2 separate regions of the Mus musculus genome follow, and region 1 is linked to region 2. The links are chromatin loops, found by intact Hi-C in ENCODE. Cell type or tissue: heart. All regions are shown on one strand. Links, peaks and the distances in the headings refer to the core of each region. The heading gives the core; the rest is flanking DNA.

Evidence for each region. A loop is a pair of places that touch in the nucleus more often than their neighbours do. Peaks named below come from ENCODE experiments on the same cell type or tissue, not always from the same donor. Only the 100,000 strongest peaks of a DNase experiment are listed, where the experiment ranks them.
Region 1: it touches region 2 in a loop (5-fold over the local background); 2 of 42 quality-filtered maps call a loop at or near these places.

What each region holds. Positions count from the first base shown.
Region 1 is chr15:11,112,232-11,128,382 of GRCm38, forward strand. The region is part of intron 2 of Adamts12 (a disintegrin-like and metallopeptidase (reprolysin type) with thrombospondin type 1 motif, 12); the gene reads left to right. Among named protein-coding and RNA genes, the nearest start is that of Adamts12, 56 kb to the left of the region's middle. In heart, for the core only: no CTCF peak of the experiment used is centred there; no DNase peak of the experiment used is centred there.
Region 2 is chr15:11,057,165-11,073,315 of GRCm38, forward strand. Adamts12 (a disintegrin-like and metallopeptidase (reprolysin type) with thrombospondin type 1 motif, 12) reads left to right here and starts at 7,609. Exons shown (of 24, transcript NM_175501.3): 1 at 7,609-7,993; 2 at 14,335-14,702. The coding sequence starts at 7,867. In heart, for the core only: no CTCF peak of the experiment used is centred there; DNase peaks (open chromatin) are centred at 7,517 and 8,117; H3K4me3 peaks cover 2,216 bases; H3K27ac peaks cover 3,017 bases.

The DNA of each region.
Region 1 (16,151 bases), core at 5,090-13,089, 56 kb after region 2:
TCCCTCCCTCCCTCTTTCCCTCCTTCCTCTCTCTCTCTCTCTCTCTCTCTCTCTCTCTCTCCCTCTCTCTCCTTCCTTCCTTCCTTCCTTCCTTCCTTCCTTCCTTCCTTCCTTCCTTCCTTCCTTCCCTCCCTCCCTCCCTCCCTCCCTCTCTCTTTTCTCTCTCTCTCTTTCTTCTCTTTCTTTCTTTCCTTCTTTCTTTCTTTCTTTCTTTCTTTCTTTCTTTCTTTCTTTCTTTCTTTCTTCTTTTTTTCTTTCTTCTCTTTCCTGAGACAGGCTCTCCCAGTGTATCTCCTGCTGGCCTCAATGCACCGTCATCTTCTACCCTCAGCCTTTCGAGTATGAGGATGATAAGTGGGAGCCACTGTGTGTGCCTGAGCTGACACACCTTAGTGGCTAATCACAATAAAACCTACTGCCCATTTGTATCATATCCACACCAGAGCAGTGTCTCCTGTAGATGTCACCCTTCCTAAGAAAGGGTCTCCTCCTTACAACCACACAGAAATCCTGGCAACTTCTTATCTATTTTCTTCTTCGTGGTCTTGTTTATTTACTTTTACTTGTTCACTATTTTCAAAGACTCATTCTACTATAATTTCTATTATCTTATGTGTATCCATGTTTTGCTTGCATGTATGTCTGTATACTACGTGTGTGCCTGGTGCCCACAGAGTCCTAAAGAGGGCATCAGGTCCCCTGCAGTTGTATATGATTGTAAGCTACCATGGAGGTACAGGAAATTGAACCCCGAGTCTTTTGGAAGAGCAACAAGTGCTCTTAACCACTAAGCAGTCTTTCTAATCTCGATTTTTATTATTTGTGTGTGTGTGCATGTCTGTGTGTCTGTGTGTATACATTTATATGTCAGTGTGTATGTATGTTCATGTCTGTGTGTCTATGTGTGTATGTGTCTGTGCATGTCTGTGCATATATGTGTGTCTCTGTGTGTGTGTCTGTGTGTCTGCGTGTGTATGTGCATGTAGAGCTAAAATTGAATGTTATATTCCTTGGAGCTGGTTGTGAGTCACCTGTACTCAGGTTCTCTGCTAGAGTAGCAAGGGCTCTTAATCCCTCAGGCATCCCTCAAGCCCTCATAGTAATCTATTTGTGTATGTGTGTGTGTATTCATTTACATCCCAATATTGGTACCTGCTCGCTCTCCTCCAAGTCTCCCCTCTCACAGCTCCTCCCCTCATCCTCCCTTCCCCTCTCTTCTGAGAAGGGGGAGACTCCCTTGGGTATCACCCCCAGACAAGGGGGCCCACTTGGGAGAGCGGGGTCCACAGGCAGGCAATACATTCAGTGACAGCCCCACCTCTAGTTGTTGGGACACCTTCATGAAGACCAAGATGCCCATCAGCTACATATATACAGGGGCCCCTGTCCAGCCTGTGTATGTTCTTTGGTTGGTAATTCAGTCTCTTGGAGTCCCAAAGGGTCTAAGTTAGTTGACTCTGTTGGTCTTCTTGTGACATCCTTATTATTTTAGGGTTCCTCAATCCTTCCCCAGACTCTTCCGTAAGACTCCTTGAGCTCCATTTAATGCTTGACTGTGGCTTTCTGCATCTGTTTCAGTCAGATGTAGGTTGGAAACTCTCAGAAGACAGTTATGCTAGGATCCTATCTGGATGACCCTGGCAGCAGCCCCTAGTTATTTATTACTTCAGATAAATAGAATAAATACTATGGATCCCTTAAAATTCAACTCTAGAATTATGCACTACTTAGAAATTCTATGTAAATGTTAACTTAAAAAGTTTCTAGTCACCTGAAGGCCCCAGTATTAATATGAACTACAGTAATAATAAAACATTTAATTTATTCAACGAATAATATTTACATTATGAAGTCAGTGGTATAACACACAATGATGAAGAATAAAACCAACTTTAAAAATCAGAGGTTTAAAGTCTGATGGTGGATGTAGTAATTATCATAATTGTATGTAAAAATCAAAACATAGCAGAGCTTTCTGTTACAAAATTCTTAATCATCTGAGTTATAGTCATTACTTGCTACCAATTTACATCTAACATCTGCTAGGACTGATATCTGGTTTTCTTTTCCCTCAGAAGAGATGAATAGATAAATGATATTTTGGAGCAGGCATTAATTTACTTGAGGACAGAAAAAAATAAAAATATCATGCACTCAAAATTAGTACTGGTCACAAGCCTATTTCCTACAGAAATAATAAAATTAAGAAGACAAAAAAGTTACCCTTAAAAATGTCCTACAGAGTCCTGGGCTCAGAAAGAGTCCAGGACAAGTCACACACCGCTTTCCTTCAATGATCAGAGATCTCTTTTGCCACCAAGTAACAATGACTGAAACAAGTGAGGGGTACTAGGTGTGCAACTAATTTTTGCAAATTGTTATGGTGAGGCAGGGGTGATCTGAGAAAGGGTGACTGGCATATAGTTAGAACTACACGCAGTGCGAGTAGAACGCAGTCAGCCCAAGCTGGCTTTGTGAACAGCTTGTCCTCAGTGTGGTTGATTTGGGTTGGATTCTTCACTTCCCACACTGCTGAGCCGCTTCCCTTTGCTAGTTGGGCCCCTCCTAAGGGATTTTAGGAGCCAAGTCTGAAGGGTGGCCCTAGCTGTGTCTGTATCACATCTCAGCGGGGAAGCTGGCGATCAAGGAGTTTTCTGTGCCTGGAAAGAACAACTGGAATTTTGTGACCATCTAGGCAGTCTTACCCAAAGAGCCTTTGTTCCTCACCAGTGCCCATGAATAGATGGCCTGTCCCAGGTGGCCATTCAGAGTTAATGACCAGCCCTTCTCTCTCCCTCCTGCGTGACTCCCGTTTGCCCTCTGGTCTGAGTGACTTGCAGTGCAAAGGTCTATTAAGGCATAATTATGTCTATTCATCCTTTTATTTCCATATTGATGAAATTGCTCCACTACAGCTTGCCAAAAATGCAAAACCTGGGGACAATTTCCTTTAAAGGGAAGTGGTCAAACATCTTTTTCACTACACAAGGGATCTTCCTTTAATGCTGATTGTGGGGCAACTATGCATCCACAAGTCACTCCATTTTGCCCCTCCCTTGTCAAGGGGCTTCATTGGTGGTATAGCTTTAGTGTTTTAAAGTAAGGCTTATGCTATGTGAATGTAGGTTAGGAGACATTAACCATATCCACCTTATTTAAAATATGGGATATAATCTCTTAGTCTTTTCTGGAGTTTCTTTCTTATCTGTCACCATGGAGAAGAAAGAGACTGTCCTCGGGGACACAGAACTGACTTGTAAGTATGATCTACTTGGAGGTATTTAAAAATTTCAAGTTATTTTCTTTGGTTCTATTAAAGCATAACTGAAAAACTGTATCTATTTGAAGTATACAAGATGATGACTTGATATAGGCATATATTATATTAGCTGCCCTTACTGCCCTGTGAGAGTCCATCCAGGCTTTTTCTCTGTTTTTCTTACATTTATCAGTCTTTCTGTTTTATACAAACTTTGTGAAACTGTTTAAAGCTTGAGAAGCTCAAGGTGGCCTGGTTCAGGATCCAAGTCCCGATCCCTGAGCTATTTTACCTGGTGAGTTGCTGGGGTAGATACTATTACCTCTGTCCTGTGGTTTGCAATACAAGGTGACTGAAACACAGGGACAGACACGTGGACACTGTGGATAATTTTGCTTTGGAGTTACAAGCCAAAAAACTCCCAGCAGTTAGAGGGAGAGGGGCGCACGGGTCCCAGCTCCATCCCTAACCAGGAAGCTCTTTGCAATTGGTAGCTACTGGCAAAGGGAGAGCCCCTTCTCTCCAGTGGATTCTCACTGACCATCAAGTCATGCTGCAGGCTTGGCCAACCCAAAACTAACTCCATGCCTGTGTGTAGGGCTTTTTATTCATTTTGTTTTGTTTTGGTATTTTTTAAAAGTGCTTTTGGCATTTTGTTGTTTGTTTTGATTTTCATTGTGTGTATGTGTGCATCTGTGTCTGTCTGTCTGTCTGTCTGTATGTATGTATGTATGTATGTGTATGTGTGTATGTGTGAGTGTAGTTTTGTTTGATTTTTAAGAAAGGGAGAGAGAGAACATAAAGCTGATTGTGTAGGGAGGCAGGGAGGATCTGGGAGGAGTTGGGGGAGGGAAAACATAGTTAAATATATTGTATGAAAATCCTTCTCGTAATGAAAGAAAAAAAAAAGAGTTGTGTTTTGGTTTTTAAGAGTTGACTCTGAGGCCAGCCAGTGCTGCTTCAACTGCAACACATCACCCCATTTGGCAGAAGATGAGATCTGGACAGGGTTCAGCAAAGAAAGAGGCCAAGGAGCAAAAGGGGGTGGCTGGAACTTAATTTAGTCGTGAAGGAAAATGGGGGCAAGTTGGGAGCAAGTGGACAGAATATCAGAATTGGCTAGAAATAACTAACTAGCTCACTGTCCCCAGAGGCTGTGAGGAAGTCAAGCAAGGACAGGCCCAGTGTTAACCATCTCCTAAGGCCCAACATGGAGCAGGAGAAAGACAAATTCTGCAGTCCCCCAACTGCTCATTTGTAGGGAAAGATGTGCTCTTTGCTTGGTGGGAGCTCAAGCTCTAGTAGGGGCTCAGCTACATCACTCTATAACTCTTGTATCCTTTCTACCAGCTTCCCTTTTCAGTAGATGTGAGAGAGAGAGAGAGAGAGAGAGAGAGAGAGAGAGAGAGAGATGCTATGATAGCATGAGTTCAAAAGATATATATGGTATGTGGGAATGAGGGGCCGCAGTGGACCAACAGAGCCTTGCTGGTGAGTTTCCTAGTGTTGAAGCATTTGTTTCTAATCAGCCTGGAAGCTGAAGAGGAAGTGAAAAGTTGCCATTGTCTGAGGAAAGTGTGGCTCACAGTCTGCTTCAAGGACACGATGAAACCATCAAATAGGAACTTATTATACAAACCCTACTTTGGAGATGATAACATCCATTAGTGGATTTTTTTTTTCAGGCTTCTTTTCAAGCATTCTGCTTTCCTTCTTCTAGACACGGGTTCTGCTTATCCAATAATACATTTTAAGATTAGACTACGGCTGTTAGAACGGTGGTGGGGAGGTCAGGAAGGACAGCTTTGCACCAGAGGACACCGCCTGTGCCTCAGAGTTGTCCCTCCCTAGGCGCTCAGCACTCTGCAGGTTAGCGTTGCAGTGTGTCTCTTTCTCCAGGGCTCTAAGCCCTGTTTCCTGTTGGACGCCAATTTCTTGAGCACCCAAATCTTCCATTCTGTGTGTAATCCTCACTTATTTTTCCCTCCTAACTCATGTAAAAATTTTTTTATATTTGGCCAGCTCATTCATACAAACCTGTATAAATCGGAAATCTCATTAACATTATCCTTTCCTGAGCTCTGATATTTCCTATTCTGCTTCTTCTATAATTCATTAGTTTTTGATTGAAAAGCACACAATTAAAGACTCTAAGGCTTTCCCCCATTCCAGCCATGTGTAATCAATTCATTATTTCTTTTTTTTCTCCTCCTTCTCCTTCTTCTTCCTCCTCCTCCTTCTCCTTCTTCTTCCTCCTCCTCCTCCTTCTCCTTCTTCTTCTTCCTTCTCCTCCATCTCCTTCTTCGCAGGGCCTTGTTGTATAGTCTAGGTTGGTCTTGAACATGAAATCTTTCTCCTTCAACCTCCCAAGGGCTAAGATTACAAGTGTGAGCCGCCGCCAATGCCAGACACACAATTAATTCATACACTATCTTTGGATAACTACTGCTGAAGTTTAATTGGAAATTAGAATCTCTTGTTTTTGCTTTTAAATCCCTGGGACTTGGATCCTACCACAGGGATAGGAGTTTAATTGTGTGGAGGATAAATGGGATCAGGACTTTGTAAAGCTTCCAAGGGGTCCAAGGCTTAGTAACATTTGAGAATGGCTGATAGAGGCTGCTGTGTGCTGGAAGCATCTCTGCAGCTGAATATATCTCTTCTCCGGAGTGTGTGTGCGTGTGTCCCTACAACCATTGCAAAAATTTGTTTTGGAGTGTGGAAAGACACTTCTCTAATTCCTTCTGGCTACATCAGCACAGACTCTGTCCTCCTATCCAAGTTTCATGCTGACCTTTCCCTTGACCCTTAGACCTTGTAGCTTACTTCTTGGGAACTAGGGAGAACCGGTTACCACTTTCCAGCCCTCCACATAGACCTTGCCCACCTACAGTTAGGTAAGATCCAGGGATATTTAAATATGCCCCAACCATCTGAGAAAAAGAACATCCTTTATTTATCTTACCTTGCTTTTCTGTTTCCCAGTGACTGGGCAATTCCAACCCACAAGATATTAGTTACCCTTGCCTACAGCCCTCCAGAGACTGCTTTGCATACTTGAGTGTTACCCACATCACTCACATTCAAAGCCTCCCTGCACTGTTGAATTGGGAGACATTCTCCAGCAATGACTTGCCTGAACCCTTATAGCCCTGGATTCATTGATATTGACTGAGTCCTTCCCCTCAGGAATTTAATTTGCTTCTTTTTATTTATGTCTCTCATTCTGAATTTTAACCTTTTCAGGATTTAGTTCTAGGTCTTTTATTTCTGTCTCATGACATATTCTTTACTATATTTTTCTTCATCTGTGAAATAACATTTCCTTCCCCCTCTCCAATCATTGCCTTTTTCTCCACTGATTCCCAATGACCTCTACATGGATGTAGTCTGTCCAAACAGAGTCCATTCTCTTGCTAGCCCTCCCTGTCTAGCTCTAGCTCTAGTTCTAGCTCTAGCTCTAGCTCTAGCTCTATCACTATCTCTAACTCTATCCCAGTTTCCCTGTCTTTATATATATGACACCAGGATGGCCCAGTGACACAATCTAGAACTCTGCCTAACCTCTGACTGTCATCTTGCATTATGCAGTAAGAGGCTACGTCCTGATTCTGCCTCTCCCATCTCCCCCATAATTGTCATCCATCCTTGTGCAGCCAACCAGCTGTTGATGTCAGATACTCATTGTTTATGCTTTACCCATTTCTATTGACTCTCACTTTACTGTTTCCATGGTATTCCAGTGCATGCTCCCTCATGCTGCCTACCAGGCATCTCTAGTTCTTTAGATTTAAATCTGATGCGGTCATAAAATGATACAATTAACTTATCATGAGCAATAGACTCCTCCATGAATGCAAAGTCAATTGTTTATGTCAAATGAAAGATAATTTGCTATGTACCAGGACTAAGGCAAATGGTAAATGGTTGGGATTCAGAGAGCTACAGTAAGAAATGTCTATTTAGATTGAATAGGCAAAAGAGACACGAGTCATTTTTTCCTCCTCCTTCCCTGTCCTCCTTTCTTTCTCCCTTCCCCTTCTCTCCCTTTCTGGCTCTCTGTTTCCAAGTGCGCATGTATGCACGCACACACACACACACACACACACACACACACGCACACACACGTGGGTAGGTGCACATATGTGTGACAGTGAGATGCTGATGTCAATTGGTCAGTTGTCTTCCTCAGTCACTCTTCACCTTATTGGTTTCGGGATGGTGTCTCTCCCTGATCCTTTGGTCACTTATTTGGCTAGCCTAGGGGACTCTCTTGGCTCCACCTCCCCAGTACTGGGATTTCAGATAAGCGCCATAGTGGCTGATATTTTACATGGATAATGAGGATCTGAGGTTAGGGATATGTTTGTACATCAAGCATGTGACTGGAGCCATGTCCCCAGACTTATATGTAGACATTTTAGCTGGTCATGCTTGTGGAGGACGGAACAGCAGGTATAACATTGATCAGCTTATTTGGTTGGAAATCAGGGCTCAGAGGAAGCAGCCATACTGATTGAGGCTGTAGCATTTTAAGTGGAATTGCAGAAAATCGTTGTGAGCCTGAGACTACTCCTGGTTACCAGATGCTGGCACCACTCCTTCTACAATGTGACAAAGTCACAAAGTTCTGTTGTATGGGGGAAATAGTGAGTTTACACAGGCATATGACTTGACCAATATCATACAACTCCTGCTTCCATATGTAGGTAGGATCCAGGTTAATAGGACACAATGGTGATGTGCAATGTAAGGGATTTAATTTTTTTTTAAAGTGTGGATTTTTCCCCTTAGTTCTAGTCCTACTGGCATATTTAGAGGATATTAAACCAGATGCTACATTTTTTAAAAACTCAGATTTCTTCTTTTTCTCCCTTTCCTCATCTTTCAATTCCTCCTCCCCCATCTCTTTCTCTTTCTTATTCTCTTCTCCCCATCACTCTATTTTTTTTCAGAGTTTCATGTAGCCCAGGCTGGCCTCTAGTCTACTATGTTTGTCCCCAAAATCCCAGTCTTCATAATGTCACTCCCTCATGGAAAGTGCTAAGACGAGAGGTGTGTTTCACCATTCCTGGTTCAATGCTGGGGATAAAACACTGGACTTCATGCAAAGCCTCTACCAACTGAATTCTATCCCCAGCCCAAAGTTTCCTTTTTGTTTGTTTAATTTTGAGACAGGGTATCACTCTATAGCTCTATGTAGATCAGGCTGGCTTTGAACTCATAGTGATCTACTTGCTTCTGCCTCCCAAATGCTGGGATTAAAGTCACACACTACCACGTCCACCCAAAGTTTCTTTTTAAAATGCTTAGAAGGTGAAAATTCTGAGTTTTTGCCAAATCACCTTTAATGTACTTTTGTTAAGACTTGGGCAGAAAAGATATTTTAGCACTAGTTATACCACAGGAAAAAATCTCCTAGCCTTGGATTCCAGTAACCAATGTCAGCTACAGTTGCTGCTGGTTCCACTGTTCTGTGGAAGAACAGTACACTCGGCATCAATTTCTGCTGTAACAGGTTGGCACTGTCCCACTGTATGGGCTAGTAGTGTAAGAAGACCACTAAGCAGATGCCCCTCCTAAATGGGGTTGCTATCCTTTGGGTTATGGTACCAGTGGTCATGTACTCACGTGCAGACTGATTGCAGCTCTAGGCTCATTGGTGACCTTTGCATATTGGGAATGAGGAGAGAAATGAAGAAATGATACTAATGTTTATGGAAAACGCAGTTCTGGGCTGGAGAGATGGCTCAGTGGTTAAGACTACTGGCTGTTCCTCCAGAAGACCCAAGTTCTGTGCCCAGCACCCACATGGTGGCCCACAAATGCTTGTAAGTCCAGTTCCAGAGGATTTGATACCCTCTTCTGGCCTCTGTGTGCACCAGGCTTACACATTGTGTAGAGACATACATTCAGGTAATACTCTTACACTCATAAAATGATAATTTAAGGAAAAGAAAATCCAGAATGTTCTCCTAAGGGTTTGCAGCATCCCATTGTACTCCACCCATGAGTAAGATGTGGCTCACAAAAGATCTGCAAATCGTAGGCAGAAGGACTAGGATATGTGTAGCTCTAAAGCATGAATTCTTTTAATATTAATGTATCATATTTAAAACTATAAGAATTACTCAATTTGGAGGTTTATGTTCATTAACTACCCAGTTTTCAGCAGACTACAATCCAAGTCATTTCCCCATTCAAATTAGAGAAAGACTTTTAAAAGCATATATATATATATATATATATATATATATATATATATATATATATATATAATTTTCTGAATGCCACTCATGAGGCCTTATTACCCAAACGTTCATTAGCAAGGCAGGCACCATGCAGTGCAGAGCTCTGCTCTGTAAGCTTGATGAACACTCTTCTTTTTCTCTCCCTAGGTGTTCTGACCCTGCTCTGTGTGAAACTGCTTATTTGATGCAGATGGAGTCACATTAGATGGCAGGCTGCTGTGCAGTCAATGTTCTTCCTAATTCAGACTATGGTTACATATAGACCCAGAGGAGGATTAAACCTCAGGTGCTCCATACAGGTTTCTGCTTCACTATACTCTTTTCTTTGTTCCTGACATGTGATCTATTGTCAAATTGTCTTAGCAGTTAATGGTTTTTGAGCATCTTTTGATGTCATCAGTGAGACAGAATTTCTAATATTCCTTAGACAGATTAATGTAACAGACCCCGTTTTCACCAATAAGGTTTTAATCCATTATGCCAACTGGCAAAATGTGAACTATTGGCATTGCCTCAGGTACTGGAAGGAGGAAGCCATGACCCACTGTGACTCTTTATCTTTTAGTGCTGTGGACCACACCTGGGCCACATCACTAGCTTGGCCGGTCATAGAACTTGAACTTAACCTACTGTTTCTTAGCTTGGCTACCCTGAAATATTTTACAACATAATGTAGGCTTCACATTCCCTGTTATAGATTGACTGTCAGGTCTGTTCATTATGAACCTACCAGGCTCTAAGTGACCTTGCATTTGATCTCAGACATCTCCTGCTCTGAGCTTGGTAACTTTCAATGCTTTCTGTTCCCACCTTTACCAACTGTCTCTTGTATGCTCAGTGTTCTTCATCCCAGGACATCTAATAGGAGATACACTTGTTATTTTGCTCCTACTGTGATTGCTGTTTGGGCTGCTATTCTATGATATCCTAAGACATTTCCAGGAGATGACTTTGCTGGTCCGTGAGCCCCACCCATTTAATGCCAAGGCTGTAGCATTCACAAGCAACCCATGTGCCAGAGCAGATGTTTGCGGATTCCATTTACAGCACCCTTACAGCCTGTTAGTCCATTGGGGCTGTAGATCCTCAACTCTACACAGAATTTGGTGCATTTATAGATTCGAATAAAATCCCAGCTTTTACATTTCAAAAAAAAAAAAAATCTCAGCTTTGCTGAACTCTCAAGTCTGTTCTTGTCACCAGCTGTTTGAAATTAAACTTTTCTGGTGTCTTAAAAAAAGCACTTATAACTTTGTAATTGATTTTTAAAAGATGTAAATTATCGTGTTTCTTTGAAGAAAAAGGACATGACTAAATAGCAGCCTTTTAAAGACATGTCAAGCTGCTGGTAGCATCTCCCCCCCCCCCCGCCGCCCCCAAAACGTGATTCATCGTGTTGAGAATTGTGCTGCTTCTTCCTTCTCCCCTTGAGCTCTGAAGTGTGTCTCACCCCACCCTGACCCTTGCAGACACAGAGGGAAACACTCAGGGGTCTGCTCACATTCCCACCTATCGAACCTGCCAACACGCGCACATCTGTAATGACAGCTGCTGCAGATTTTGCTACTGATGAGCTGCCCATGGCTGAGGGTCCTAAGGAGGGCAGCCAAGAAGGGTCTTGACCAGGTGGTAGTCTACCTGCTTGCTTGTTTATCTGCTATGATTTACGTAGCTGGGTACCCGTGTTTCCTGCAGAGACCATAGGGCAGACTAAGGCCAGGAAATCTATGGTCTATTTCCCAGTTGGCCTCTGGCTTCCTCCATACCATGTCAGTATCCACTTGCTTGCTTGGGCCTCACCCCCACCCCCACTGCTCCAGTGTTTACAAAGGAGGAGAACCCTAAAGCACACAGGCAAGTCTCCTTATGCTCAAGCATCTTTCATTGAAATTTAGAGTCTGTGATACCCATTCCTGTCCTTGTTGATTTTCTATGTCTGTTTTATGTTTTGTTTTGTTTTGTTTTGTTTGCCATGAATTGCTTATCCTCGAGCATGGGGGTGGGGTGGGACAGGTGATATAGTGGTACAGGTTTTTTTGATAACACAGGGCAGAAACATCGCTGTCCTAAGTCATAAAGGAAAGGAATTTATTGGAAAGGCCCAGGAAGGCAGAGATATAAGCAGTGATTGAGAAATTCCAGGGGCTGCACAGGAGTGCTCATGGATATTTTCTCCAGATACTTTTGACTAAAGTGGCCCAGCTACTCATGATACAGTCATTGCACAGAAGTGCACATGTCTATTTCCCAGAAAGAAAAGAAGGGTCAAGTTGCTGAGGTGGACATTCCTTGAGGTTGTTGCTTCATTTAATAATAGTCCTTGTGGTTGTCTCTTTTGTTGGTTTGGAGTTTTGAAACATTTATTTTTAAGGCATCTAGACATAACAAGGTTGTCTGTGTAAAGGGTTAGTAAGATGCTATAAAGTAATTTAGGGCTGGGAGATGTAAAATTGACTTCCTTATTTTAGAGTTGAAGATTAAAAAATGTTTAGTAACTTGGCTATGGCTACTGTGTTATGTGTGCATGTGTGTATGGTAGTGGTAGTGTTGAGGTTTAGATTTTCTGACTTTGCAGCAACACAATGATATCTGTCTATGTTGTCTTATTTGTATGTGTTTTTACTTTAGGCCTGGTGATAACCTGAAGGTTATTTCAGTGCAATACCTAAAGAAGCTGATTCATGCTCAGAGTCAGAAGTTAGGACCAGCTGTGTCTGAGAAATTATGACCCAGACCAAGACCTACATGGTAGAAGTAGAGAACCCAAACCCTCATGCTGTCCTCTGATCTCCACACATATGGGCATAGTAAGCCAGTGACAGTGGAAGAAAGATGTCTGCTCTAGGAGAAATGAAATAGAAGGGAAAAATACACCTAAATACTACCGCATGGTTCTTGGTTTCATTTACTTCAAATAAAATGAACACAAAGAGAACTCTTTTGAAAAAAAAAATCTAAAACTCTACTATTTGCTATATATCAACCAGAAATTATTCTATAACTCCAATGGGTAGAACAGTAAGTGTGGTTATGTGTTAAAATGCCCACAATTTGAAGAGATTCATAGTACAATATAGGGGTGTAAAGACATGATGAAAGGGGTTTGCTCAAGAATCTTGGCCGAAAGGAAGGTGTGAGCACAGAACTAACTGTGGTGTCTAGTTAGAAGAGAGAGGCCACCCTACAGTTGTCCTTGTACTCCAAGGACACAGTAGAGGGTGCAGTGAGTGAAATATTCTTTCATTTTTGTCTGTGGTGGTCAGTTGGGAATATCAAGTAATTTCAACATTAGTGGCTGGAGCATGCAGCTGTGAATGTTGTTTCCGTGTCACTATCAAAACCTCACGGTTGTTGTCACAGTCCTCAGCTCTCAAACCTGCTGGGGATGCGACTGATAGACTCTTCTTAGCCCCCAGAAAATTCCCTCCTGCCTGGACAGAATTATTCATTTTCACTTTCTTGCTTTAAGACAGCAGGGAGGGAGGCTCCAACTCCTCCTTAAGTTTTTCCCTTATAGAATCGTGCCGCCAACAGTGTGCTGCTTCTGAGGCTATGGGGTTATTGTTTATAGGCAATGGACATTAATACATTTCCACCCACTTGTTGATTAGGGTTGTCTCTTGGCCCTGGGGCACCAAATGCTTGGTCAGTGTTGCTGGGGTTTGATCAACTGGTGTATCTAAGGTTTTATTCCATGGATTTCTACCAAGATGCAATGGTTGTTTCTCTTAAACTATGAGGCCCTGGACTTTAGATTCAACAGCTGCTGTCCTGTCCCTTGGCTAGTGTGAGTCCCATTTCAGTCTTGTGGGGGAAGTTACACAATGTTTCCCATCTACTTGAGCTCCTTTGTTTGCACAATCTTGAATCTTTGTTGATCACTGGGAGGTGCTGCAGGGAGATTTGAAGGAAGCCCAGTTTCTGCATCTGAACCCAAGAGCATCTGAATGTCCCCATGAGGAAGATAAAGACTTCTCTTGTACCTCTAGCTGGTATAACTGAATGATCTTGCCTTTTCTCCCTTGCTTCTCTTCTTTCCCATTAACCCCTTCTTTTCTTTTCTCTCAGTATATTTTCATTCCATTAGTGAATTGCCACTGAGTTTTATGAATTTTTAAAATATTGAATACAAGAGGAAATCCACGTCCTTCCCAAAGTCCCTTATCTTAATTAGAAAGTGACATTATTTGAATATCTATTAAGAGATGTGAACCACTACTGGCTGTTCAGATGGTGTTTTAGGGTTTTACTGCTGTGAACAGACACCACAACCAAGGCAAGTCTTATAAAGGACAACATTTAATTGGGGCTGGCTTATAGGTTCAAAGGTTCAGTCCATTATCATCAAGGCAGGAAGATGGCAGCATCCAGGCAGGTATGGCACAGGAGGAGCTGAGAGTTCTACATCTTGATCTGAAGGCTGCTTGAAGAATCCTGACTTCCAGGCAGCTAGAAAGAGGGTATTAAAGCCCACACTTACTCCAAAAAGGCCACACCTCCAAGTAGTCCCACTCACTGGTCAAGCATATACAAACCACTGGGGTCCTTGGTGGACAGATGCTGGGATTTACAACAGTAGTGGGAGTGGTGACTCTATCTTTCACATCAGATGAGTGGGACACGAGGAAGGGTACACATTTGTTCTGGAGCCCACTCTATCCTCAAGAACATCTTGGCTGAGACGGAGAGTTCCCCTCCTGTCACTTTTTTGTGAGCTTCTTGCACACAGGCAGGCTCCGTGTTGTTTGTTTTCAGGTGTCAGCATCCTGAAAACTCCCTCAAGCACAGTAGATGATTAGCACAGCTTCACCTTAGCAGAAGAAAGCCACCATGCTTTCCCATCATGCTTTGCATTCTGTTTATATAATGCTGAGGGGTGGGCGGGTAAAAATCACGTTCTTTCCACTTAGGAAACTCATCTGTAATCATGAATGTCTGAGGTCCTCCTGAGTCTAAGATATGATAATAGGACGTGGGCAGCTGGTGTGAAAACCAGAAATAGTCTCTGGACTGCAGTGGCCTCAGAACTTGCCCCCTGCATGATGACACTCAGTTCCTATAGCATTTGTATCTGCATGTGGCTCTCTCCAGGATCAGGATGCCAGCTGCTGATGCTATATTGCCAAACCAGGTTTGTATATTTGACGATTGCAGTTGCAGTTCTTGTAGTTATTTGATTTCTCTCTCTCTCCCTCTCTCTCTCTCTCTCTGTCTCTCTCTCTCTCATATGCTTGAGAAAAGGTTTGCACTCTGTTTACACTATGTATCCCAGGTTGGCCTTGAATTGTGCATCCAGGCTGGCTTCAACCACGCAACAATCCTTGGGAGTCATAGTTTCTCAAGCTCTGGGATTGCATATGCTACCAAGCCTAGCATCCTCCCTTAAGATGACTGTTCTCTTTATGAACCACCCTCCATGGGAATAGAAAAGGCTTGGTCAATAATGCTGAGAATGGTGAGAAGTTCAAGCAGTTTATTAGGCTAGCTTAGGAAGCCCATCAGCAATCATAGGGCCATGAACCATCGTCCTTCAATGTGGCTTCTATTATTCTGGCCCTTCCAAAGGTATGTTTCATTTGACAACAACAGGAACATTTTAGCCTTTATGTCAGCGACCTGATGTTTCAGAGGGGTAATTTTTTTTTGACAATCGGCAATATAAAATAATAATGGGCAACTAAAAGTGTTATTTTAAGATGTTTTGCACAACCATCTGAGAATGGAAAAAAAAATCCCATGGAGTAATGATTAAAGATGCTTCAAAGGAAAAACAGTGCCTTGTGAAAGTGGAAGCCTGGTCTTACATCTCTGAACCACAGAGATCCAAATCATGTTCTTTTAGCCACAGGACCCATGTGTAGGCACAGGCAAGTAAGCCTGGGTTTTAATCATAACTCCATGGTCCTCTCTCATCCCCTCTACTTATCACTCACTGGTCTTCTCCCCTCCCCCAAGTAGTCCCTCGATCTGTTTTATTATCATCTCCATTCTGTCAACATTTCTCTTCCCCCATTTCTCTAAAGACCCATGCTTTCTTAATGTCTCATGTTATTTTTTGTTTCTCATCCCTCATTTATTATCTTATTGCATAAAAAAATGTGTGTGTGTGTGCACGTGTGTGGTGTGCACTTGTGATGTACAAGTGTATATGACAATGTGTGAGACCTAAAACTGTAGGAGGACACTGTGCATCCTACACTGTCACTCTGAAGTTTACTTTCCCTAGAATGTATTTCATTGAGCCTGGAGCTAGTCTGGACCATCAAACCCAGCCAGCTTCCTTTCTCCATCTACAACACTAGAGTCATTGGGCATAGCCACATCTGGTTTTCATGTAGGTGCTAGGGATTTAAATTCAGGTTTTAATGCTTGTGTAGCAAGCACTTTTAACCCACAAAGCCATACTCCCATCCCATAAATGAATTTTAATCTGTTGCTTAATTTTCTGTGTTGATTCAAGCTATATTTTCAAGTTAGTTTTCAAGTTAGCTCTGTAACATATAACTTTACCTTTGTGTAATTCCATTTTCCCTCTACTATACAACTACTTCATATATATATATATATATGCATTTACATATGCATTTATATATGTATGTATATATATATGCATTTATATATGTATATATATTTGGACGGCA
Region 2 (16,151 bases), core at 4,160-12,159:
TATGTTGATGTTAACAGTGTTCTCTACTCCCATCTCCATGCCATCGCCATCACATGGTAGATTGTTACAAAGAGTAAGAAGTCACAAGATTGCAGAAAGTTGGGGATAGTATCGAAGAAGAAGCCTTTGTGCCAATCTGAGAGTACACTGCCAATTAAACACTCCAATGTTTCCCAAATGTCTTAATGCAAGTGAGAAATCAACAGGGACATCCCTCCATAATCCAGATTATCACAGCAGGAATGTAAGGGTGATGCAACCATCACCCCGCCATCAGTCCCCTTAGTCCCTTAACCAGTTTCACTAATTGTCCCAACAATGGTCTTTGTGGCAACAGCGCCTAATTCAGAGTTATGGGTGACATTCAGTTGCCCAATCTCTTTTCTTCTTCCATCTGGAAAAACTCCTTTAGAGTTTTCAATTTTCCTTTGATTTTTATGGCCTTGAAAGAAAAAAATTCCAGTTATTTTGTGCCATGTCCTAGGATTTTGGTACATTTAGTGTTTCCTCCCTGTTAGATTTGGGTTACGTGGTGTCTTTGGTGATGAGAGTATGTACCTGACTCTGATTGTCTCATGGCAATCCAGCAGGGAGGATCCTGCTTCCATTCCCTGCATTCCTGACCATGTTTACATCCTTAGCATGCTGGAGGTGATGTCTTCTAGATTTCTCTGTCCTACAGTACGCTCTTGGCCTAGTTAACTAATAAATATCCAAGAGGATATATCTTAACAGCATGTGAAGTTTCCAATCGTCGACAGCTTTTCTGTTCTCTCTTGTACTTGGATCACTATGGACTGTGAGTTACTTCTTATTATATGGCTCACTTTTGGTCGCTATTGAAAATTTTCTGCTGAGACTTTCTGATGCCTGGTGAATGGCATCCCTCAGAAGGATGCTATGTTCACGGTGCCCACTCCCTGATGCCCTGTGTTGTGCTGGGACAGCTGCCTCATTCACATTGCCCGGACTCTGAAACCTTGCCATAGGCTTCCCCTTGCCTTCCTTTTACCTTCCTTGGCCTTCTGGCAATCTCTGTGCTGGCTTGGTTTGTGTCAGCTTAACACAAGCTGCAGTCATTGAAAAGGAGGGAACCTCAACTTAGAAAATGCCCAACAGATAGAGCTGTAGGCAAGCATGTAGACCATTTTCTTAATCATTAACTGGTATGGGAGGGCAGAGTCCTTTGTTTGTGGGGCCATCCCTGGCCTTGATGGTGGCAAGTGATAACTGTGATTAATTTTCTTATAGAAAGCAGGTTGATCAGTTACACTTTTGTAGAAACATCTTCATAGATACACCAGTGGTTTCTATGTTCATTCTAAATTCTACCAAGTTGACATTTAAGATTAACTATCACAAGCAAGTTCTTTAGTTCCTCGTCTTTGTACCACTTCTGAATATCCTCATTTTTATTTATTTTATTCAAATGTAACACAGAATGCACTTGTTATGATTTGATATAAAAATTTCACTGATGGACAGTTACCTCAAATGTGAGCTAATATAAACCATCCTTTCCAAAAGAAGAAGAAGAAAAAAAAGGAGGTGGAGGAGGAGGAGGAGGAAGAAGAAGAAGAAGAGGAGGAGGAGGAAGAGGAGGAGGAAGAGGAGGAAGAGGAGGTAGGTTGAGCAAGTTGTGAGGAAGAAGCCAATAAACAGACCCCCACCCCATTGTCTCTGCATCAGCTTCTGCCTCTAGATTCCTGCCCTACTTGAGTTCCTGTCCTGACTTCCTTTGATGATGAACAGTGATGTAGAAGTGTAAGCCAAATAAATACTTTCTTTTCCAAGTTGCTTTGATCAAGGTGTATGTCTCTCTCTCTCTCTCTTTATCTCTGTGAGTGTGTGTGTGTGTGTGTGTGTGTGTGTGTGTGTGTGTGTGTGTTTGTGTGTGTGTGTTTTTAATCACAGCAACAGTAATCCTGAATAAAACAGTTTACTGCAGGCATTATCACCTGACCAGCCTAGCTACATTTTATTTTGGTTAGTCTTAAATGGTGTGCACGTAGACACTGGCTTCAATATACTGCAGCACATTTACCTAAAACTACACGTTCTATTTGAAGTGTGCTGTTTACTAAAGCCAACAGTATGTGTTTCATTAATCAGGGTCCCATAGCCTCTTTAGCCATGTCTTTCAAAAGGGCGTTGCTATGGCACTGATTCATCAATTAAGCTGATTAATTATAGCATCAAAAGGATGATCCATTCAGAAAGGTACCGCTCAACTGCGAAGAGCGGAAGCTTTATATAATCTGCAACAAATAGATTACAGGGTTTTAAAGCTGACTTGGGAATCCGAACTCTCTGCCATTGGCAATGTTTTCTGTTGATGATCGACCCACTTACCCATTCAGAACAATTAGTTGGAAGAATAAAAGTGAATTGACACTGCTGAAGGTTGCAAGGATCAATTCCCACCTCCTTCCAAGGACTACGGAGAGGTTTTAAAAGAAAATAGTGGTTGAGACAGTGTTTGTGGTGTTGACAGATGTGAAGTGTCTTGTGGCCTAATCATTTGCCATACTTAAGGACCAAGTCATGGTGATGGTGATGGTGATGGTGATGATGATTGTGTGTGTGAGCATGCTCACACACATGAGTGCGCATGTGTGTGTCTGTGCATCAGCTTCCTTTTGTCTTTCCAGTGTTAAGGACCATGACAAACCTGAAAGATATAGTGAACTAATTTCCTTGTCCTTCAGCCATATTGTATACTATTAAAAAGTTCTAACAAAGGGGGCTTTTTGAAAGGCACCCTAAGTTTTTGTCATAATTAATTCTTATATTGGAAATACTTTTAAATGATGAATTAAATTACTCCCTGTTCTGGTTAGCTCTTGTTCACTTGACAGAAGCTGGAGTTACCTGAGAAGAGTGAACCTCAATTGAAAAGATGCTTCTCTCAAATAGCCTGTTGGCAAGCATATGGGGCGTATTCTTGATTAAGAATATATGTGAGAGGGCCCAGCTAGCTCATGGCGAGAGCGCTGCTCCTCAGGAGATATGAAAAGACAGGATCAGGAAGCCATGAGGGCGAGCGAGCCAGTCAGCAGCTTTCTTCACTGGGCTCTGCTTCAGGTTCTGCTTCAGTTTCCTGCCTGGTTATGTCCCTCAGTAATGGGCATGATAATGATGTATAAGCCAAAAAAAACCAACTACAACAACAATCACAATAGCAACAAGCTCAAACAAACAAACAAACAAACAAAGCCCTCATTTTCCCTCACTTATTTTACAATAGACAGCAACCTAGGATACTACCCAAGGAGCTCTGAAGATGTCTTAGTATTCCAAGCCTCTCTACCTTTAGAGAGAGGACATTCCGAGCCTCTCCACCTTTAGAGAGAGGACAGTCCGAGCCTCCCTACCTTTAGAGAGAGGACAGTCCGAGCCGCTCCACCTTTAGAGAGAGGACAGCCCAAGCCTCCCTACCTTTAGAGAGCAGACAGTCCAAGACACGATTTTTCTTAGTAAAGATGGAGCTACCCTTGAATCTGCACAGTGACCTGGTCAAGCCTCTAAATGTCTTGACTTCACTCTTTCCTCTGGCTGCTCATTTCCTAGTCATAAAGGCAAGTTACTTAACAGTTCAATATCAATTTCCCTGCAGCATGAGGGTACTTATAGTACTCACCTAGTAGGGCCTTTGTGGTGATTAAACGAGGCAGTGTAGATAGAGTTGTTAGTACATTGCCAAGGCTTGTCAGCATCAATGGATGCTCTCTGTCCTAAACTGTTGTTCTACTCTGGGACAGCATGTGACTTTGAAGTTTCTCTTCTAAGGCAGCACAGTTGTATCATGGCATGGGTGTCTAGACGCTATACAGTGATTCAAAGTTCTGTTCCCTGTAGTGGGGATGAAAGGTAGTTGGCTTTTTATAGTACTGCGCAGCAATTAAAACTTGAATACAAGTCCACCACTGAGCGGGGGAGAAGTTGAGCCCAATCAGGCTTTCTCTTTGGGAAAACATCAAACTTCAGCTGGAAAGAGTGAGAACTTGGTGATAGAATGGTAACAGGATACATACTTGTTCTGAGTCATGTGGTGAAGGTTGGAGGAATGAATTACTGACTGCACCATTGGAGGCAGTGATGAGATGCTTTCCAACCAAGGGCAGAGGAACTCAGCAGTTGGGGAGGAACACAGGTGTCGTTCGATGGGGAAAATGTGAAATCCTGAAGGTGCTTTTTAAAAGAAGTAGGTCATAGGTTATCATTGGGCAAAAAAGGAAATGATCCAGAGCTTATGGCTGTTAATAAACCTAAGATGAAGAGGCAAAAATAAGAAGTCTTGATAGGCTGAAGGACCTTACCATGAAGGGTTGAATGGGCTGACAGAATACGATACTTAAGTGAGATTTTGTATTTGAAGTTTTTAGTTTTGGATGACTTCTAAGTGAATGATGTTCCTAGTTAGTGTTCATCCCTAGTTGTCTTACTACAGTGAACTACCTGGGGCAGTTACAAATTAGCAAAAGAAAGGCTGAATTTGAGATTTCAATCCATGACTTCATGGTAGGGACCACATAGCTTTGGACCTGTGGTAAGGTCACTGGGTGGCAGAGTCAAAAGTGCATGTCTGAACAAAAGGATTGAACCGCAAGCTAAGAGACAGAGAAACACTGAGACACTGGAGGTACCCTACAATTTTCTTGGATACCCTATCCCCACTGACTTAACAATCTTATACAAGGCCCCACCATATAAATGTTCACAGTACCTTCCAATACTACTACCCTAAAAATGGGGGACCTTTGAGAGATCATGTCCACAATCAGACTTAGTATGGTCTTGAAATTACATGGGAGGAGAATCAGAAGAATAGTATAGAGTTGAAGTAGTTAATCTGCAAAGCCAGAATTCAGCGGCTCAGCCTTGACATAAGAGTGCTTTGACTTCTTGTTTCAGAAACAAATCTCTATTCCAGCTATCCAGGACATGGGAGCCAGTAGAGATTTTTGGTCTTCAGAAAACATCTGTTTGCTCTTAAAAGAAAAAGAAAATGCCCGGAGCTCGTGTCTCTAGCTGCATATGAATCAGAAGATGGCCTAGTCAGCCATCAGTGGACAGAGAGGCCCATTGGTCGTGCAAACTTTATATGCCTCAGTACAGAGGAACGACAGGGCCAAGACGTGGGAGTGGGTGGGTGGGGGACTTTTGGGATAGCATTGGAAATGTAAATGAAATAAATACCCAATAAAATAAATAAAAAAAAAGAAAAAGAAAATGAAGAAGAGAGAGAGGAGTAAAAGGTATGTGTATATGTGTATGAGGGGTGTGTGTATGTGTGTGTGTGTGTGTGTGTGTGTGTGAGAGAGAGAGAGAGAGAGAGAGAGAGAGAGAGAGAGAGAGAGAGAGAGAACTAAGAGAATATGCAACACAGAGATCAGCTCAAAGTGTTTTTAAATGACCTCATAAATGCATATCTGGCAGCTAATGGTGCCTACTAAATTTCATCGATTTTGGCTCAGGATGTGAACTTGCTACCTTCTATATGTGATAGGAATAGAGGGTAGGTGACTCAGTTCCCTGTCTTCCTTATCATGACATACTATGTCATAACTACTACATCATGGCTATACTACATGGCCAGGAGAGCTGAAGGTTGCAGGTAGAATCAGAGATGTTAGTCAACTCCAGAGACGATCCCTGATGAGGGTGATGGGAAGTGTTCTTGGAAAGGCCGACGAGGGGGAAAATAGAAAAGAGACAGAGAAACATTACATGGGCAAGAGTCAACCAGCCATTGCTGGCTTCGAAGATGGGGAAGAAGAGCTGGGAGCTAGAGAATTCCAGGAGGTTGAAGCTGAAAGAGGCCAGAGAATAGATTTTAAGACAGCCAGAAAGGAATGCAGCTTCTTGATTTCAGCCCAGTGAATTCTGTTGCAGATCTTCAGAACTTAAGACAATAAATCTGTGTTGTTTTAAGACAGTAAGTTTGTAAATTTCCACTAGCAAAACACAGGAGCCAGTGTCCCTCAGAAAGTCTTGATAGCTATGTTTCCCAGTGTGGAGTCCTTTGGGCTTTCCATCTAGGGCCTTGCATTTTGGGTCCCTGGGGATGGTGTGGCTGCCCTGACCCAATGCAAGATCACCTAGTAGCCAGACATCTTGCTGAAGGTGTGTGATTGGCTGTCAGCCAAAGAGCCCTCCATACATGAGGCCAAATTCCTTCTGAATGGAATAAGGGCGGCGGGGGGGCTGGGGGGTGGGGGGTGTTTGTTTCAACCCAGAGGTAAAGAATTTTGGCTGGGTTATCCTGGATCATTCTCAAGATGCCTGGTAACTCCTGCTCTGTGACATTCTCTCAATGAGGAGAAAGTGAGTATCTGAATGGATACTCCAAACACACACACATACACACACACACACACACACACACACACACACACACCACACATACCACACACACATACACACCACACACACACACATACACACCACACACACATATACATACATACACACACACACACCACACACACACACCACACACACATACCACACACACATACACACACACATATACACACACACACCACACACACACCACACACACACATACACACATATACACACACACACCACACACATACACACACATACACACACACATACACACACACACACCACACACACACATACACACACACACATACACACACATACACACACACATACACACATACATACACATACACACCACACACACACATACACACACCACACACACATACATACACACACACCACACACATACACACACATACACACACACACACCACACACACACACATACACACCACACACACATACACACACACACTCATACACACACATATACACACACACACTCATACACACACACACACACACACACACACACACACACACACACACACACACACACTGCTGCAGCTGCCACTGCCTATGCTCAAGGCCTTCCCCTGTTGGGGCTGAAATCTTTCTGCATGTTGCTAGTGTGCTGCTGGTGGAGGTATTACAGAGAGAGGGTAGGATTTGAAAAGAAAGCAGGCACTGACCTATAGCCACAGAAGGCCTCTCAAGCATTTGATCCACGTACCCCTTCCTGCAGAGGAAGAGACTTGTCCAGGGTCAAGACAGCAGATTAGCTTGGATCATTTCCTGTGTGACTTGGCAAAGAGAAAAAAATTGCTTATTAGTTGTTAAGTGGAAATCTTAGCCTGCCCTGGAAGAAGAGCACAGAGGTTGCTAGAGGGTGGGGAGTCTTGACAGAATAGGGTACATTCAGGGTCTGGGAGGAGCTAAGAAGGATGCTGAGTAGGGTCCCCTCTGGCCCATAACTCACTATTTGTAAGTACATTTCATCCTGTGTAAAGGAGATGGGGGGGGGGGCGTGTTGTCCTAGGAGCCTCTGACGGCTCTTACTCTAGTTTCTTCCTGGCCAGCTGTCTAGGGTCTCCCCTATTTGGCCCGCATGCCCAGGCTCTGAGCCCGGAGGGAGGAGCTTGAGGGAGGAGGGCGTCCCCAAGGAAAATGTGTTAGCTGGCTGGAGGCCTGTCGGGTGGGGAAGCAGAGGGGTGGGGATCTGGGGTGGGCTGAGCCCCTTGGCTCTGACCCAGTCCATGCTCTGGCCCGCAGGAAGAAGAAGCTGTCAGCTCATTCACTCCCCTTTCAGGACAGGGAGAGAATAAAAGCTCTCTGGTCCCATCGGCTTCAAAAAGCCACTAGAGCCTCCTGGTCAGCTTGCGGGCCGCTCCCTTCCCATGCTTGGACCATGTTCTCGGGCGTCTTTCTGTGCGGACACAGGCGAGGACTGGATATCTGCAGCTGAGAGCTAAAACTTTTAAAACTTTTCTTCTCCCCAACAACTGAACCATGCCATGTGCTCGGGGGAGCTGGCTGGCCAAGCTCTCGATCGTGGCTCAGCTTATTAATTTTGGGGCTTTTTGCCACGGGAGACAAACTCAGCCCTGGCCGGTTCGCTTCCCAGACCCGAGGCAAGGTTAGTGGCTTTTCTTTATTTGTTTTTCTAACAGTGGAGTAGGACAGTGGAACTTGGTCTGTTCCCTTCCCCCACCAGGCAGGGCTGAACTCTAAGCCTTCTGGCCTGTCTAAGGAAAACTGCTGTGTGCTCAGGCTCGGATTTCCTTCTCTCCTAGGGCTTAAGGGTGCACACTCAGGGGTGACACCCTGCTTGGAAAGACCCAAGAGTACGCTCGCTCCCCGAGCCCCTCCCCTCCACTTTCCGCTTCCCCCCTTTGCAGACTGTGACATGGGAAATTATTTTTAATAAAGAGACCCAGCTGGTCACGGACAGTCATGGCAAATGTTTCCTTCATTTAAAACTTCATTTTAAGTCTGGAAGGTAGAAATTTTATTCTGGCCTCCTGCTGAGCACACTTGGCTGTGTTTTGGTTTCCTGGAAAGATTTAGGGTTTTGTTTTTTTCAAATGACATTCCTACTGGGGAGAAATTTGCCTCCTGGGGACTCCCGGTTGTCTGTCTTGCTTTGCAGAGTTCCAGGACAGCCAGGGCTACACAGAGAAACCCTGTCTCGAAAAAAAAAAAAAAAAAAGACTTTTCTCTGTCTAAATTTAGTGACGCATGCGTGTATTCTGAAAGAAAGCACTGGGAGACCGTGAAGATGGTTTATATTGGAATTCACTCCTCCTATTAGTATTGTTGTGGGGTCGTCATCATCTTCATCCGTAATGCCCAGGCCAAAGTGGTGCCGTTGCCTTTGTTTGTTTGTTTGTTTGAAATTGAACCTAGAAGAGTTTCATGTTCAGAGAGGACTACAACTTCAAGGTGTTGTCAGAGCAGGGGGGCTGGGAGGCTTGGAGAGATGGGGAGTGTATGAGCTCCGGGATGGCCTGCCAGCCCCTCCCACTACTGACAATGTCCTTCTGGGGTTCTGGTACTATGGCTACCATGCCTAGTTTACAAATGGGGACACTGGAACTTGGGGACCTTATGAGCTTAACTATGAAGCACATTCTTGAGCCAGGTATCCTACTTAAAATCATGCAGCCATAGAATGATAGCAATAGCAGGGATAATGTGCGCGCGCGCGCGCGCGCGCGCACACACACACACACACACACACACACACACACACACACTCACATGCATACACGCACTTGTCCACGTTTAAGGGATTGCTAGCAGTGTGTTTTGCCCACGCTGCAAAGTGAAATGCTGCCTAAGAATTCCTCTGCGGTGGCTTAGAGAGCAACCAGATGAAAATCCCTCTCTCCCTTTGCTTTACTTGGAAGCCAGAGTAGGCAAACACTGGGGTTAGATGTCAATCAGCCAGCACTTGTTTGTGTAAATGGTCCAGATACCATCTCAAGCCCCCAAGTTTAAAATAGCAGCTTTTGTTGTTCTTTGAAAAACAGTGCCTTTGTGAAAGGTCCCTGTTCTGGGGCAGCACAAACAAAGCCCACCAGCACTTCCCTGGGCATGCGGAGATGATTTCCTTCAAAGACACATTCTCCTGGGTGAGCTTTCCAGCTCTGCTTGCTTCGCATATTTGTAAGGGAAAATTCATCCTGGTGTACAGCAGACACTGCTGGGCCTGCCTTGTTGCTCTGGAAAGTGGGCTGTGACTCTTTTCCCTAGTGACCTTTGGGGGATATGCTGAGAGTAATTGATATTCAAAAGTAGCTTTAAAGTCCACTAAACTTATTAATCATGCAGATGTATTTCGATTTAAAAATGCCTTCAGTTTTTAAAAGCATTAATCTTTCCATCAGTCTTCATTAATACACTTACAAGTGGTTGATTCTTTAAGAGAAGAAGAAATTTCTCTGTGGATTTCCACTGAGGGGCAGGGGAGGGGAGGGAAGGGAGGGAAAGTGAGGAGAAGGGAGGGGAAGGAAGGGGAGAGCTAGAGAGGAGAGGAGAAAGAGGAGGGAAAAGGAGAAGGGAAGAGAGAGAAGAAAGAATAGGGGAGGGGAGGAGAGGGGAGGTAAGGGAAGAAGAGCTAGAGAGGAGGGGAGAAAGAGGAGGGGGAGGAGAAGAGAGGAGAGAAAAGGGGAGAAGAGAGGAGAGTAGAAATAGGACAGGACTGGAGGAGAGCCAGAGAGGTGAGGAATCATGGCAAGACATTCTAAAGCTTCCAGGGAGTAAACCTGGGTTGTACCCCAAGACCACCTTCTAATTCAAAACAGGAGTTTTGAATTGCACCCAACCTCTAAATATTCAGAGTTGCAAATTCAGAGATGATTCCCCCGCCCCATCCTTATTTTCACAAACCAGGTGCATTTACATGTACGTATTGAACAATCACAAAATTCAACTTAGCCAGGAGGCTAGAGGGATTCTTCGAGCAGCTCACAGTTGCAAAGGGGTCTGCACACTAGTTAACCTTGCATGATCTTTCTAGTTCTCAAGCTTGCACAGAATCATGACTTTAGTTCTGGGCTGGGCTTTGTAGTTCAGTCCTGGAGCACCTGCTGAGCATGTGTGAGACCCTGGGCTCCAGCGTCACAAAGGCATAAATGAATAAAGGTTTTGGTACCCAGAAAGAGTGTGATGACAATCCTAATCCTTTCCAGGACAGACAGCTAATTCTGCAGCACTCTTTTCCCACATCAGTCAGTGGGTGTAAGGATGTGTTGTGACTTCTCCAGTGTTTCTTGATTTACGACCAAATATCAACATAATAAGACTCTTGGTTTTGCAAACAACATGTTTCCTCTCTTACACAACCAACAAGGGCCCCCGGATTTAGTTTTATCCGTACGGATGCTTCCCGACATGTGATGTGGTCAGAAGTTGAAAATGCTGTTGTCTAAAATACCCCTTAACACACCCAACATGCGCCACATCATAGCTTAGCAGAGCTGTGCTGCTGTGCATGGGTGGTCACCCTTGAGATCATGTGGCTGACTGGCTTCTAGATCTCACTCCTTCTGCCAAGATCCACAAAAGTAGCACGCCCAATATATCTCACCCAAGAAAGGATCAGAATTCAAAGTTAATTGCCTTCGTAACATTATAGAGTGGGAAACCAGAAATAAGGCTCTGTTGATCAAAAGCCATCTATGCTGTCTTCAAGCCACCAGTCACTTCCGTGTTCTGTGTTGCTCTCTGTGATGTTGTGACATCTGTAGGGCATGTACTTTATCTCATGTTGGAGATGGGCCCTGGGCACATATAAACTTATAGACAATCATGGAGAAAAATCTATTATAGTTCATTTCTGCTATGTGGAAACAAATCTACAAGAAGGCAATTACTCTAGTGCTGTTATTGTAGGGAATAATTTCATGGTTATGTCACTTTGTGTAGTTTATAATAAATTATCTGCTCAGTACATGCATTATTATGTGGTTGCCGAGCAAAGGGAGCCTCCTATGGTATATTTTACAGTTTCAAGAGGACTCATTGCTTTCTATAATAAGATGGTTGTACAGCGAGACCAACCTGTGGAAGGTAATTACGGAAATAAGCCTCTATTACAGTATTTTACCAGCTTTTTAATAAAGAGTCTAAGACACTCAACTACTATTAATAGAAATAATTGAAGATAAATAAGCAGCAGTCACAACAAAATTGGAGCTGTAGAGAAAAGATAAGCTTGGTTGTCAAGCAGAGATAATGCACTCACTCATGGGTTAGTCCATAAATCAATGTACAGATTTAACCTAAACTTCATGGGGAACAGGTGAACATTCTCACATCATCCAAATTTTCCTAAGCTGAAGGCAATTGTCTATGTGGTGTTCTGTCTTTTCACAATGGGGTATACCCACAGGGTGCTCTCGGAGCTTCTCGTGAAGAATTTTTTTCACACTATACATTTCAAGTAATTGAAGCTTGTAGTTTAGCTTTTCAAATCTAATTTTAATCAAGGCTTATCATTTCCCACAAATCCCTATGTAGGCTGAGCTATAGTTCTATTCTCTCAGTGTCCTACCCTTCTCCCAGTCTTAATGATACCAAGTGAATATTTGCCCCAGAGGCAGTGTGGACAGATCTTAGAAGTGAGTTCTGTACTCTGATTTCACAGGGTGTAAATCCAAGCCTCCCCCTTTTGTCTTAGATGAAAGGAGAAGGCAAGGAAAGTTTATCCCTCCCTTTCTGTTTCTGTCACAAAATACCTGAGCTGGCTGATGTATACAGCAAAGAGCATACATCCGACTCACGGCAGCATCTTTTGTTGGACCATACCTCATCAATTAAGGTTTCCTAAGAACCCCAGTGGCCTTCAGGTCCCTTCCTCCCCAGCGCTAGGGTGGTAAGTGGACACCACCATACCAGAAATTTTACATAGATGCTAGAGGTTGAAGTTGGGTCTTTCTGCGCTCAACTAACTGAACTGCCTCCCTAGTGCCCCTCCCCCAGGGAACTTGTTTTGAGAGAAGTGGTCAGTATCTTTATAGTGACTATATCTGGGCACTAATGCCAGATGACAGTTACAGCCAGCTGAGTCTGACCTTCTCTTTTTTTCCTCATGCTGTTCCCCAGTGCGCTAGCCTTTGCTAAAGTAACCGTAGTTAAGAGCAATGGGCAGGGATGCTTCAGCTCTATCTATCTCAGCCTACCTGGTTATTCTGCTCTTAACCCAGGTCTGAATGTGGAAGGGCAGGAAAGTGCCAATCCTGGATTGGTCCAGATGTTTGTGGAGGAGCGAATGGGAAGTAGTGTGTACGTGAGGACAGATGCTCACACCACTCAGTTCATAGAGCACTGCGCAATCACCATTCATTGTTGACAATGGTTTTTCCCATTTCTATTTTCCTTCCTTCCTTCCTTCCTTCCTTCCTTCCTTCCTTCCTTCCTTCCTTTCTTGCTCTCTCTCTCTCTCTCCCTCCTTCCCTCCCTCCCTTCCCCCTCTTTCTTTCTTTCTTTCTTTCTTTCTTTCTTTCTTTCTTTCTTTCTTTCTTTCTTTCTTTCTTTCTTTCTTTCTCTCTTTCTTTCTTTCTGTTATCATTCCCCCTTCAAACGAGTTCCATATGTAGTTTTAGTTTGCATATGTTTTGGGAAACTTAATAGTGTTCATGTGTGTGGGGATTAGCATGTGTGTGTGTGTGTGTGTGTGTGTGTGTGTGTGTGTTCCATTAATACCAGTAGCCCTGTGTGAACTTTTCTTGATTTTCATTAAATATTATTTATAAGATTTGTCCCTGTGTGGTTTGTGCTTAAGTGTTGCAGTTAGAACAGACCTGGATGTTTTACACATAAAAAGTTAAGATTCTTGGTTACTTCCTGAAAGCAGGCAGTCTGTGCTCTGACCCATATTTCACTGAAGTCTGAGAAGAATAGGTCCAAAAAAATTAGGTTTGAAGGGATTTGTTTGTGAGGTAAGTCTTCTTGTTGACTCCCATCAAGTCCAGTTCTTTCAGTGACCATTACTGTGACTATTCACTGACTCTTCAGTGTGACAGGCAGCCTGTGATGTTCAGGTTCTGCCTCGGAAAGTATCAGCGAACACATAAAATAACAAAGAAAAGGCAGTATGGAAATCCAGTAAGGGACTGAGCCTTGAGAGTAAGGAGATAGAACTTCAGTTGTCAGGGGTTTTAGGAGAATGGAGGATAGTTAGACTCTCTGTCTTTTCCTCTGAGGTAGGGTCTCGCTGTGTAATTCAGAATTGTCTCAAATTCTCCATCTTCTAGTTCATCCTCTGTAGGGTCACCATACCCAGTGCTTGGAATTTCATGCTTTGATCTTAAAGCATAAATGGGATTTTGATGGAATGCAAAAGACTTTATAATCGTGAGAATAATATTAACAATGTAATGAATCTTCCATCGGTCTCTCCCCCTCCCCGCATTGTTTCCTCATCATATATACTAAGTGTATTTAAAAACCCCAGATCCTTGTATGAACCCTGCTACATCACAGGCCACCCTGATGCTGTCATAGGTGTGAGGCTTGTCGAGGATTATCAAGGATCATGTGTGATGTGTATTTAGAATATTTTGTGACCTGATATTCGGAGCTGGAAGTGCTTGAGGGCGTGAGCACTGCTAAGATCTGTAGTTCACATCAGTTAACAGGCAATGTCCTATTTGGCATGTTGATCCCAACTTCTTTCCTCAGAATATTCCTCTTGAATTAAATGAAGCTCATCTTGAGTGATAGAGTGGCTGATATCCACAGTTCTACGGTGGGTCAACTCAGACTGCCACACACACTGAGGACAGAAGCCAGGCACATGTTAGATGCTCAGAGAGTTTCATGTTGACAGTGTTCATGGGGTGGAAGCAGCCTCTAAGCTTTAAGTCAGAGGTGGTTTTGCAAGTTGCAGTCTCAGCCCCCAATGGGTGTGGGTTTGTCTTGCGTCTGCTCAGCCTGGGTCTCTGACTTTTCTTCTGTTTTCTTTTCTTTCAGAACATTTTATCAAGTCCCTGCCAGAATACCACATAGTGAGTCCAGTCCAAGTCGATGCTGGTGGCCATGTTCTGTCCTATGGCCTGCATCACCCTGTCACTAGCAGCAGGAAGAAGAGAGCTGCAGGTGGTTCTGGGGACCAGCTGTACTACAGAATTTCGCATGAAGAAAAAGACCTGTTTTTCAATCTGACGGTCAACTGGGAATTTCTTTCCAACGGCTATGTCGTGGAGAAGAGATATGGGAACCTTTCCCATGTTAAGATGGTGGCTTCCTCAGGCCAGCCCTGCCATCTCAGGGGCACAGTTCTGCAGCAGGGCACCACAGTCGGGATCGGGACAGCAGCTCTCAGTGCCTGCCAAGGACTGGTGAGTATCTGGCCCTTCATCTCCCTTTTCTGCCCCATGACTTATCCTGTAAACCCAATAGTAACAGGTTCCCAGGGGACTGGACATATGCTAATTGAGCCCTGTGGTGGGGACAGCCCTGGCCTCCAAAGGAGTTGGGAGAAAGTAGATGCTGATAAAATCATTTATGAGGTGCAGAGAATAAGGGGGGACAGAGGTTCTGAAGAGGCAGAGAGAACAACTTGGAACAAAGCAGGAAAAACAGAAGTGGGTTTGAGTTGGTCTTTAGTCTCTGGGGAAGCCCTAAGGGTTACCTGCTTGGTTGATACACTCTGTCTCACCTTGAATTAGGAAACTCTGATTCCCACTGAGCCAGAATGTTACTAATACTGGCTTGTGGCTGTTAGGATGTAACAGTTGAGTATAGAGACTTGGCCATCAGACTTGTGTTTTGTTTCGTTTTGTTTTGTTTCCATCTGTAAAATGGAGGCAATAAGAACACAGGCTCAGAGCAGAGATTGGAACCAATGCCACAATATGTTGTTTTAATAAAGTTTTATTGAAACACATTTTATCCAACTGTTTACATGAGATCTGTGTCCACTTTTAAACTACACAGCATAAGTGAGCTGTGGGGATAGGGATCATATGGCTCTGAAAGCTGAAAGTACCATCTGCCTTTCTGCCTTGGAATTAATATACAGCTAACTCTTAGAAGAATGTTTAGTAAATAACTATATTCAGTGAAGTTTATCTCCTACCCCCTTCTTTTAACATACGAAAATGCATGGTTTGTGATGTGTCTTGTGTAAAGCCCTCCATCTTTTTGTGAGTGAACATGTGAGGAAGCTTGGAAGTGCTGTATAGGTTTCTTGTACTGGTTAATGTAAGTGTACATCTCTATTATTATACACTGCATCTCCAAATGAGACAAAATTTGTTTTTTGAAATCTGAACCTTTATTTACACATTGTTGGTGCTGTGGGGTCACACAGTAGAGTACTGGCCTAGCATGCTTGAGGCCCTGGGTTCAATCTCTAATACTGGTAGAAAAATATAAGATTGTAAAAGATTGATCCCTTTACCCCCTTACTTCTAGCTGCAACCATGGTGACAGCTGAACAAGCTACTGTACTGCATGAGAAATGGCTTAGGAATCATGCTGAGGTTTGCAGAGGTTTCCCTCAGGCCAAGTGGAGGGGCCACCAGCACTCACAGTATATGCCTAGTTGCTTATATGCACACAGACATGAGACTTCCTGTGGGGACCTGGGTTGTCAGTAGATTCTTCTTCTGTTGTTGTTGTTGTTGTCATCAGTGTTGTTGGTCTTCTTGTTCTTCTTTTGTTTTTGTTCTTCTTGTTCTTCTTCTTGTCCTGTTCTTCTTGTCCTTGTTCTTCTTGTTCTTGTTTTTCTTCTTCTTCTTGTCCTTGTTCTTCTTGTCCTTGTTCTTATTCTTGTTCCTCTTGTT